Regions from separate parts of the Homo sapiens genome. Here region 2 is linked to region 1. Evidence: chromatin contacts called from ENCODE Hi-C or POLR2A ChIA-PET data. All regions are on one chromosome and are shown on one strand. The core of a region is the stretch at or near the end of the contact, and the rest is flanking DNA. Distances in the headings are between cores, read along the strand shown. Region 1 overlaps SSH2 (slingshot protein phosphatase 2). Region 2 overlaps SSH2 (slingshot protein phosphatase 2).

Region 1 (4,507 bases), core at 1,006-3,505:
CTTTTCAATTTTTTGTGGAGGTGAGGTCTCACTATGTTGCCCAGGCTGGTCTTGAACTCTTGGGCCCAAGCAGTTCTCCCGCCTTAGTCTTCCAAAGTGCTGGTATTACAGACATGAGCCACTGTGCCTGGTTAGTTCATTTTTTGTTTTTTGAGATGGAGTCCCACTCTGTCACCCAGGCTGGAGTGCAGTGCCATGATCTCAGCTCACTGCAACCTCCGCCTCCCGGGTTCAAGCAATTCTCCTGCCTCAGCCTCCCGAGAAGCTAGGATTACAGACCTGCCCACCATGCCCAGCTAATTTTTGTATTTTTTAGTAGAGACGGGGTTTCACCATGTTGGCCAGGCTGGTCTTGAATTCCGGACCTCAAGTGATCCGCCGACCTCAGCCTCCCAAAGTTCTGGGATTACAGGCGTGAGCCCCTGTGCCCAGCCTTCTTTTGATTTTTTGAGACACAGTCTCACTCTGTCGTCCAGGCTGGAGTTCAGTAGCGTGATATCAGCTCACTGCAACCTCCACCTCCCGGGTTCAAGGGACTCTCATGCGTCAGCCTCTTGAGTAGCTGGGATTACAGGCATGTCCCACCACGCTGAACTAATTTTTGTATTTTTAGTAGAGGTGAGGTTTTACTATGTTGGCCAAGATGGTCTTGAACTCCTGGCCTCAAGCAATCCAAAAGTGCTGGGATTACAGGCGTGACCACCATGCATAGCACAGAAGTTCATTTTTAAGCTGAGTTCATTATCAACTTTACTGTATATAATGGTAGAGAGTTCTTTTTTTAAATGCCTAGGGGATTCTCCATTTGGAAATTTCTCCTGAAGTTATTTATAAGATTGCCATAAAGAAGAGCACTGACATTCAATATTTATTTGTTGATTTTGATTCTAATTGAGGAAGAGGCTAGATTTGTTTTTTTTTTAAGCATAACGAACTTTTTCATTATGACACTATCATTTTCTGACAAATGGGGCATATGGCCTTCCTGAGAATTTCTCCAAGCATCTAAAGTAGCAACAAAACAAGAAGAGAAAATTCCAGTAGCATGGGCATAGTAGACTACGATAACTGGGACTGACTATGGGAGAGCCACAGGGGTGAATAAGCCCCGGCACACTAATAACCAGGATTAAAGCGTGTTCTTAACAAATGTACTCAAGCACTTCCAAGGGGAAACAATAAAAAAAGTATGATTAAAGCAATAGTTTTTCATCTTTACATTAGAGATAACTAGCTAGTCTACTACATTATTCACTTTTAATTTTGAAAAAAATTATACTGGGTTTAAATTCATTTGGTTAGAATCACTAAATGTTATGAAATATGCAGTTTCTCTTACCTAGTTTCAGTATGCCATTTTTCTTGGCATAGGCATTATTAGGGCATAATTTCTTTTTTCTTTTTTCCTTTTTTTTTTTTTTTTTTTTTTTTACAAAACAAAACGCTTTTATTTGGTCCATTGGAGCCTGAGTCGGAAGCCACTGTGGAGAATCCTATCATAAAGGAATGGGGCTGACAGTTGATAAAATAGTCTCTGTGTCACAAGAGCGGGCCGTATTCACAGGGTTAAAAATATTCACAGCTCAGAGTACAGGGACGCCAAAGGGCAGTGGGAATGTTTCTCTAGGTGAAAAGGCCCCAGAAGCCCCTGCTGGGGTAGGAGGGGGAGTGGGGGGCGCAGCTGGCCCGCTGCCGGGGGTGAGGGGCCAGGTGGGCCGGGTGGGGATGCAGGAAGCTGGGCTCAGACGTCCACACACTCCTGGGTTTCTGTGGGGAGGTGGGAGCGGCTGAGTCCTGCCGATGCCCAAGATGGGCTGGGGTCCCTCTCTGGCAGGGCCAGGCCGAGGGACAGGGTTGGCTGAGGAGCCTGCTGGTCCCGGCGTGTATTAGGGCATAATTTCTAACTTTTTAGTAGCTGCAGTATCTCTTTTTTGACTCAATATCATTAAATTATCATTTGGGCTTAATGTAACATGGCATTTATATAGTTCTTGATCTTTACTGATAATGTATAATCACAGGCTTACTATTTGTATGGAAGATTCTCATATCCACTAGGGTGATTTTCACGTGTATTTGACTTAGAAACTAAAGAGTTGTACATTGCTTATATAGAACATTAAATACATTAAGCCATTAATTGGCAACTAGGCCATTAAACTAGTAACCAAGCCAATAACAACAAGGAAAAATAGCTATCAGCACACCCTTCCCCTTATAGCTCACTCCATTGTAAATATTATAAGCCCTCTGTGTCATGGGAATAACCCTGCCTACGACGTGATGCTGATGTAATAATAATATCTAAAGCTAAGCACCTGGAGGAAGAAGAGAAAGAAGTTTTGCTTTGGATTACTTGAGTGTGTGTGTGTGTGTGTGTGTGTGTGTGTGTGTGTGTGTGTTTAAATAAACAAACCATAAAGCCACTAGCAGATAGTTTAATGATTTCTGTTCTTGTGTTGCCTGTGGGGATTTCACATTGTGCTCACAGTCACTGGTACTGATTCAATAACAATGGCCTTGCAAAATTGGCAACCTTCCTAAATAAACTATGTAAAATCTGCAAACACTGGTTACTGTGCTATGTGCCTAGTAGATACTCCGGATGCTCTGCCCATATGATATACCCAAAGTATGCTCAAAGTAATTTTCTTTTCGTTTTTCTTTTTTTTTTTTTGAAACAGAGTCTTTTTCTGTCACCTAGGCTGGAGTGCAGTGGCAGGATCTCAGCTCACTGCAACCTCTGCCTCCTGGGTTCAAGCGATTCTCATGCTTCAGCCTCCCGAGTAGCGGGGATTACAGGCGCCCATCACCACACCCGGCTAATTTTTGTATTTTTAGTAGAGACGGGGTTTCACCATGTTGGCCAGGCTGGTCTTGAACTCCTGAACTCAAGTGACCCGCCTGCCTCGGCCTCTGAAAGTGCTGGGATTACAGGCGTGAGCCACCGCACCCAGCTACAATGATACCCTTCTGTTCTCTGAATTTCTAAAGCACAAATTGTACTGTTCATCTGACACTTACCATGCAATAAATTGTGCTCTTATTTATCCCTTCATTGACGTCTTATTTCCTCAACAAACTGAGTATCCTGTCTTCAGGAACCATGTCTTGTACTTCTTTTTTATCTCTTACTTCTTACACAGAATAGATGCAATTTAGGATAATGATGGAAATGACAGAATGTTTACCATCATGCTAGTGTGCCACTCTAATTATTTCTCCTATAATTTGGCTCATATCAAAAGAGCAAAATGAGCAAAAATTTAAGCTACCATATCGTATTTAATCCTCATAGGTATTATAAGTTCCATTTTACTGATGAGGAAAAAGGTTTAGGGTGATTATATAATATGTTCAAAGTCACACAGATAATAAATGATGAACTCTGGAGCTCAGGTCCATTTCATTTCAAACACTGCACTATTACTGTTAGGTACAATAACAAATGGCAAGTAGTTATTCTGAATATGTGACCCAATAAATCTTTTAAGAGTTTTTAAAGAGAATGTTTAAGGAACGGGATACTTTAAGAATTAAGTGTGAGATTTTATTGAGGAGGGAAGGGCATCACAGAGGTAGGATTAACACAATGATAGATATCAAGTCTGTTCAAAGGGACTTCAAAGAGGTTCAGTTTTATTTGTTGTTTGAATCCATTTATTTCACTCATCTCTTAGGAAGAGAGATTTACATTGAGAATTCACATCCTGCCACAGAAACCCCAACTTTTCAAACTAAAGCTCCCCCTAAAAATAGATGAGGCCAGGTGCAATGTCTCATGCCTGTAATCCTAGCACTTTGGGAGGCTGAGGTAGGCAGATCACCTGAGGTCAGGAGTTCAACACCAGCTTTGCCAACATAGCGAAACTCCGCCTCTACTAAAAAAAAACAAAAATTAGCCGGGTGTGGTGGTGGACGCCTGTAATCCCAGCTACTAGGGAGGCTGAGGCAGGAGAATCCCTTGAACCCGGGAGGCGGAGGTTGCAGTGAGCCAAGATCATACCACTGCACTCCAGCCTGGGCGACAGAGTGAGACTCTGTCTCAAAAAAAAAAAAAAAAAAAAAAAAAGGAAAAAAGAGAGATGATACAATTATGGGAAATTAAAACTTTTGATGTTCATGAGAACTGTGTATATTAACATTAAGAGAAAGAGTAACTTAAAAGGGACGTGGGTCAGAGGAGAGTCCTGAAGAAATGGCATCTCCCAAGAGCTCTGTTGTAAGTGATATTTATTTAAAATCAGAGGAAAAAAACTCTCATTCAATTTAGCCCTCATGGAGACTAACTGGTTTTTATGACACAAAATTCAGAGAACAGCAGAGACAAAAATGCACCAATAAGATGCCAAGCTCATAAACCTGACCAGCTTTTTGCTGGGGTGATGAAGTATGCTTAAAGTGTTGCTTAAGTTGCAAACAGATAAAGCCATATGTAGCATAAACTTTTCCGCAGTCACTACAGAAGACAATCAATATAAAGTCCACAATTAGAACGCTCAGGACT
Region 2 (4,507 bases), core at 1,071-3,570, 45 kb after region 1:
ATATTCCACTGTACATATAATACCTCATTTTGTTTATCCATTCATCGTTGATGAACACTTGGGTTGCTTCCATCTCTTGGCTATTGTGAATAATGTTGCTATGAACACGGGTGTATGAATCTCTTAAGACCCTGCTTTCAATTCTTTTAGGTATCTACCCAGGAGTCCAGAAGTGGAATTGCTGGATCATATGATCATATTCTATTTTTAATTTTTTGAAGAATCACCATACTATTTTCCATTGCAGCTATGCCATTTTACATTCCCACCAATAGTGCACAAGGCTTCCAATTTCTCCATATCCTCACCAACGCTTTATGTTGATAGTGGCCATCCTAATGGGTATGAGGTAGTATCTCACCGTGGTTTCAATTTGCATTTCCTTAATGATTAGTGATTTTGATTTTTTTTTTTTTTTTAAGAGACAGGGTCTTGTACTGTTACCCAGGCTGGAGTGCAGTGGAACCTTCTTAGCTCACCACAGCCTTTAATTCCTGGACTCAAGCAGTCTTCCCACCTCAACATTCTGAGTAGCTGGGACAGGTGTGTGACACCACACCTGGCTAAATTTTTTTATCTTTTGTAGAGATGGGGTCTTGCCATGTTTCCCAGGCTGGTCTCAAACTCCTGGGCTCAAGCAATCCTTCCTTCTCAGCCTCCCAAGTGCTGGAATTACAGGCATGAGTCACTGCATTCGGCCTTGAGCATCTTTTCATATGCTTATTGCTTATTTGTTTATCTTCTTTGGAGAAATGTCTATTCAAGTTCTTTGCTTATTTTTTAATTGGGTTGTATGATGGTTAATTTTATGTGTCAACCATCAACCTGACTGGGTCACAGGATGTCCAGTATTTGGTTAAATATTATTCTCGGCTTATCTGTGAGGGTGTTTCTGGATAATATTAACCTTTGAATCAGTAGACTGGGTAAAGCAGACTGTCCTCTCCAGTGTGGGTAGTCCTCACTCAATCTATTGAAGGCCTGAATAGAACAAAAGGCTGAATAAGGGAGAAGTTCCTCCTTCTGCCTTTGAGCAAGGACATTGGTCTTCTATTTTCGGACTCAGACTTGGACTCAGCAAATGGTGGACTGAGCCACCATTGGCTCTCCTAGTTCTTTAAGCCTTTGGACTTGGACTGGAACTATACCATTAGTTCTCCTGGGTTTCCAGCCTACAGATCTTGGGACTTCTCAGCCTCAATAATGTAAACCATTTACTTAGAATCAATTTCTTTCTTTTCTTTCTTTCTTTCTCTCTCTTTTTTCTTTCTTTCCCTCACTCTCTCCCTCCCTTCCTCCCTTCCTCCCTTCCTCCCTCCCTCTCTCCCTCTCTCTATATATATCTATCTATCTCTATGAGATACCCTTTTTGGTTCTATTTCTCTAAAGAACCCTGACTAATACAGATATTGGTCCTGAGAAATGGGGTGCTGAGGCTTTGAAACCAGGTAATGGGTAGAAGAGTTTTGAAGTGCATGCTAGAAAAAGCCAAGATTGCCATGAAGGGATTGCTAAAGGCAATTCTGGTGAGTGCTCAGAAAGGATAGAGGAGATCTGGAGAAAATGCTTCCATCTTCTTAGAGAATACATAAAGAACCACGAACAGAATATTTGTAGAAATATGGATGGAAAAGCCCTTTCTGACGAAGGCTCAGATGGAAACAAGAAACATGTTAGTGGACAATGGAGAAAAGGCAATCCTTGTTATAAAGTGGCAAAGAACTTGGGCTGGATTGTGTTTGTGTTCTAGTATTTTGTGGAAGGTAGAACTTGCAACAGTGGAATTGGACATTCAACTACAGTGGTTTCTAAGCAAAGTGGTGAAGGAGTGGTTTGGCTCCTTCTGGCTGCTATAATAAAATGCAAAAAGAGAGAAATGAATTGCAGAAGGAATAGTTAAGCAAAAGGGAACCAGAACTTACTTGGAACATTCTCTGCCTGTGCATATTGCAAAAAATGAGAAAGCATGTTTGGAAGGGAACACCAACAGTGTGGCTGACTGACCATATAAGGAGGGTAGTGTTGGTGTGAACCACAGGCCTAATCAGCCATCTCAATAGAAGCCAGGATAGAGAAGGGATTATGCAAACAGAAATACTGCCAGCTAGGACTAAGGGAAACAGAGAAAATGAAATGGAATAAAGGAAGACTGTGACTACGCATTATCCTTCAAGAAAGGGGAAGAAGGATCCCCCCAAAGGCAATTCAGTGATGATCATCAGGGCTTCTACTCTCATCACACCCACCATGGGTGGCGATCAGGGAGCAGGCTGTCTTCACTTCAGTTTCAAAGGCTAGGACCACTGGCAAGCAGAGTTGTGTGGGCAGGGCTCTTGCAGAGAGCCCTGTGGATGGCACTCCACTGAGCTGAAGGGGCAGGGCCACCACATGAAGCAATGAGGGTGACGCTGCCACTCAAGTGCATCTGGAGAGCAGAGCATCAAACCAAGAAGGATTATTTTCAAGTCTTAAGACCTAAGGGGATTTGCCTTGCTAAGTTTTAAACTTATTTGGGACCTATCAGTCCTACTTTCCTTCTGATTTCTACCTTTTGAGATAGGAAATCTATCCTATGCTTACCTCACCATGGTATTTTGGAAGTGCTTAATTTACCTGGTTTCACAGGTTCACAGCTGGAGAGGAATGTTGGCTCAGAATGAATCATTCCTGGTCTTACTTGTATCTGATTTAGATGATATAAAACTTTGGACTTTAGGCTTCAGAACTGATGCTGGAATGTTTTGTCTTTTAAAGATGTTGAGATGGAATGAATATATTTTGTGTATGAGAACATGAATTTTGTGGGTTCCCGGGCAAAATATTATGGACTTAATGCTTGTGCCCCCTGCTAATTCATATGTTGAAGCCCTACCCTCGAAAGTGAGGCGAGGCCTTTGGGAGGTAGTTAGGGTTAGATGAGGTCATGATGGTGAGCCCCCCATGACGTGTCCTTAAAAGAATAGGAAGAGACCAGAACGTGCTCTCTCTTTCTTTCTCCCCACCAAGTAAGAACACTGAGAGAAGGTGGCTGTCTGCAAGCCCGGAAGAACACCCTCACATGAACATTCTGGCACCTTGATCTTAGATTTCCCAGCCTCCAGGACTGTGAGAAATAAATGTCTGTTGTTTCAGCCACCCAGTCTAGGTATTTTGTTATAGTGGACTGACTAGGGTTTTGTTTTTATTGAGCTGTAGTTCTTTATATCCACATTCTGGATTTAACCCCTTATGATTTGCAAATATTTTCTTCTGTTCCATGGGTTGCCTTTTCACTCTGTTGATAGTGTCTTTTGATGCACAGAAGTTTGAAATTTTGATGTAGTCTAATTTATCTATTTTTGTAGTTATGGTTGTTATCTGTGAACAAAGCCATCATAGTTTGGTCTAATTGTACTGAAAGATTTTTTTTTTTTTTTTTGAGACAGAGTCTTGCTCTATTGCCCAGGCTGGATTGCAGTGGCGCAATCTCAGCTCACTGCAACCTCTGCCTCCCGAGTTCCAGTGATTCTCCTGCCTCAGCCTCCTGAGTAGCTGGGATTACAGGCTCATGCCACCACACCCAGCTAATTTTTGTATTTTTAGTAGAGACAGGATTTCGCCATGTTGGCCAGGCTGGTCTCAAACTCCTGACCTCAGGTGATCCACCCACATGGCCTCCCAAAGTGCTGGGATTACAGGTGTGAGCCACTGCACCTGGTCTGAAAGATTATTTTTATGACTTTGTCAATAAATGGCATTTGGTTAAGATTTATTATTATTATTATTATTAATTTTTGAGACGGAGTCTTGCTCTGCTGCCCAGGCTGGCGTGCAGTGGCTTGATCTCGGCTCACTGCAACCTCCACCTCCAGGATTCAACCAATTCTCCTGCCTCAGACACCTGAGTAGCTGGACTACAGGCATGCACCACCACACCCGGCTAATTTTTTGTATTTTTAGCAGAGATGGGGTTTCACCATGTTGGCCAGGTTGCTCTTGAACTCCTGACCTCATGTGATCCGTCTGCCTCAGCCTCCCAAAATGCTGGGATTACAGGCATGAGCCACTGCCCCTGGCAAAAATAACAGATTATTAATGCAATGTCTTCTTTGTTACCTGGAACTGGCCTTTAGTTTTAATGATATGCTGTTTACTATTTAATTTCCTACTACAAGCTACATTTGAACCCACAAACTGACAAGATGAGTTCAGGCATGCTTAATGAAATGATTCAATGCTGGTTTATTCTGTGGTGAGTGATGGAGAACTCTGAACAATCTGTAGCAGTCAAACATACAAAAATCAATCTCTTACATACCGTATAGCTACAAGGGGCATTCAACTGGCAGGTAAGATAAGTTTCTTTGCTTCGAGTCGGACTAAAGCCTTTAGATTTAGAAATAGCTTGGCAAACACACTAAATGTAAGACATTATAACAGATTAGCAAATTTTGATTTTTTAATAGTTGCTACTAGGTTTTTTTCATTTCTTATTTTTATAAGTAATCCTCTTGTGAATAGAAGAAGC

Evidence for each region. A loop is a pair of places that touch in the nucleus more often than their neighbours do. ChIA-PET counts read pairs that join two places held with the same protein, here RNA polymerase II (POLR2A).
Region 2: a map of CD4-positive, alpha-beta memory T cell shows a loop between it and region 1 (7-fold over the local background). The contact joins two enhancer-like sites. A Hi-C loop is called at or near these places in 1 of 168 maps with a recorded cell type or tissue (CD4-positive, alpha-beta memory T cell). POLR2A ChIA-PET finds 5 or more read pairs at or near these places in 9 of 52 experiments (A673, OCI-LY7, PC-9 and 6 more).

Annotation. Positions count from the first base shown.
Region 1 is chr17:29,742,501-29,747,007 of GRCh38, forward strand. The region is part of intron 3 of SSH2 (slingshot protein phosphatase 2); the gene reads right to left. Among named protein-coding and RNA genes, the nearest start is that of SSH2-AS1, 110 kb to the left of the region's middle. Within about 2 kb of position 2,256, at least 14 of the 41 ENCODE cell types and tissues checked have a DNase peak (open chromatin) inside an H3K27ac peak, as active enhancers do.
Region 2 is chr17:29,787,329-29,791,835 of GRCh38, forward strand. The region is part of intron 3 of SSH2 (slingshot protein phosphatase 2); the gene reads right to left. Among named protein-coding and RNA genes, the nearest start is that of SSH2, 140 kb to the right of the region's middle. Within about 2 kb of position 2,321, at least 4 of the 41 ENCODE cell types and tissues checked have a DNase peak (open chromatin) inside an H3K27ac peak, as active enhancers do.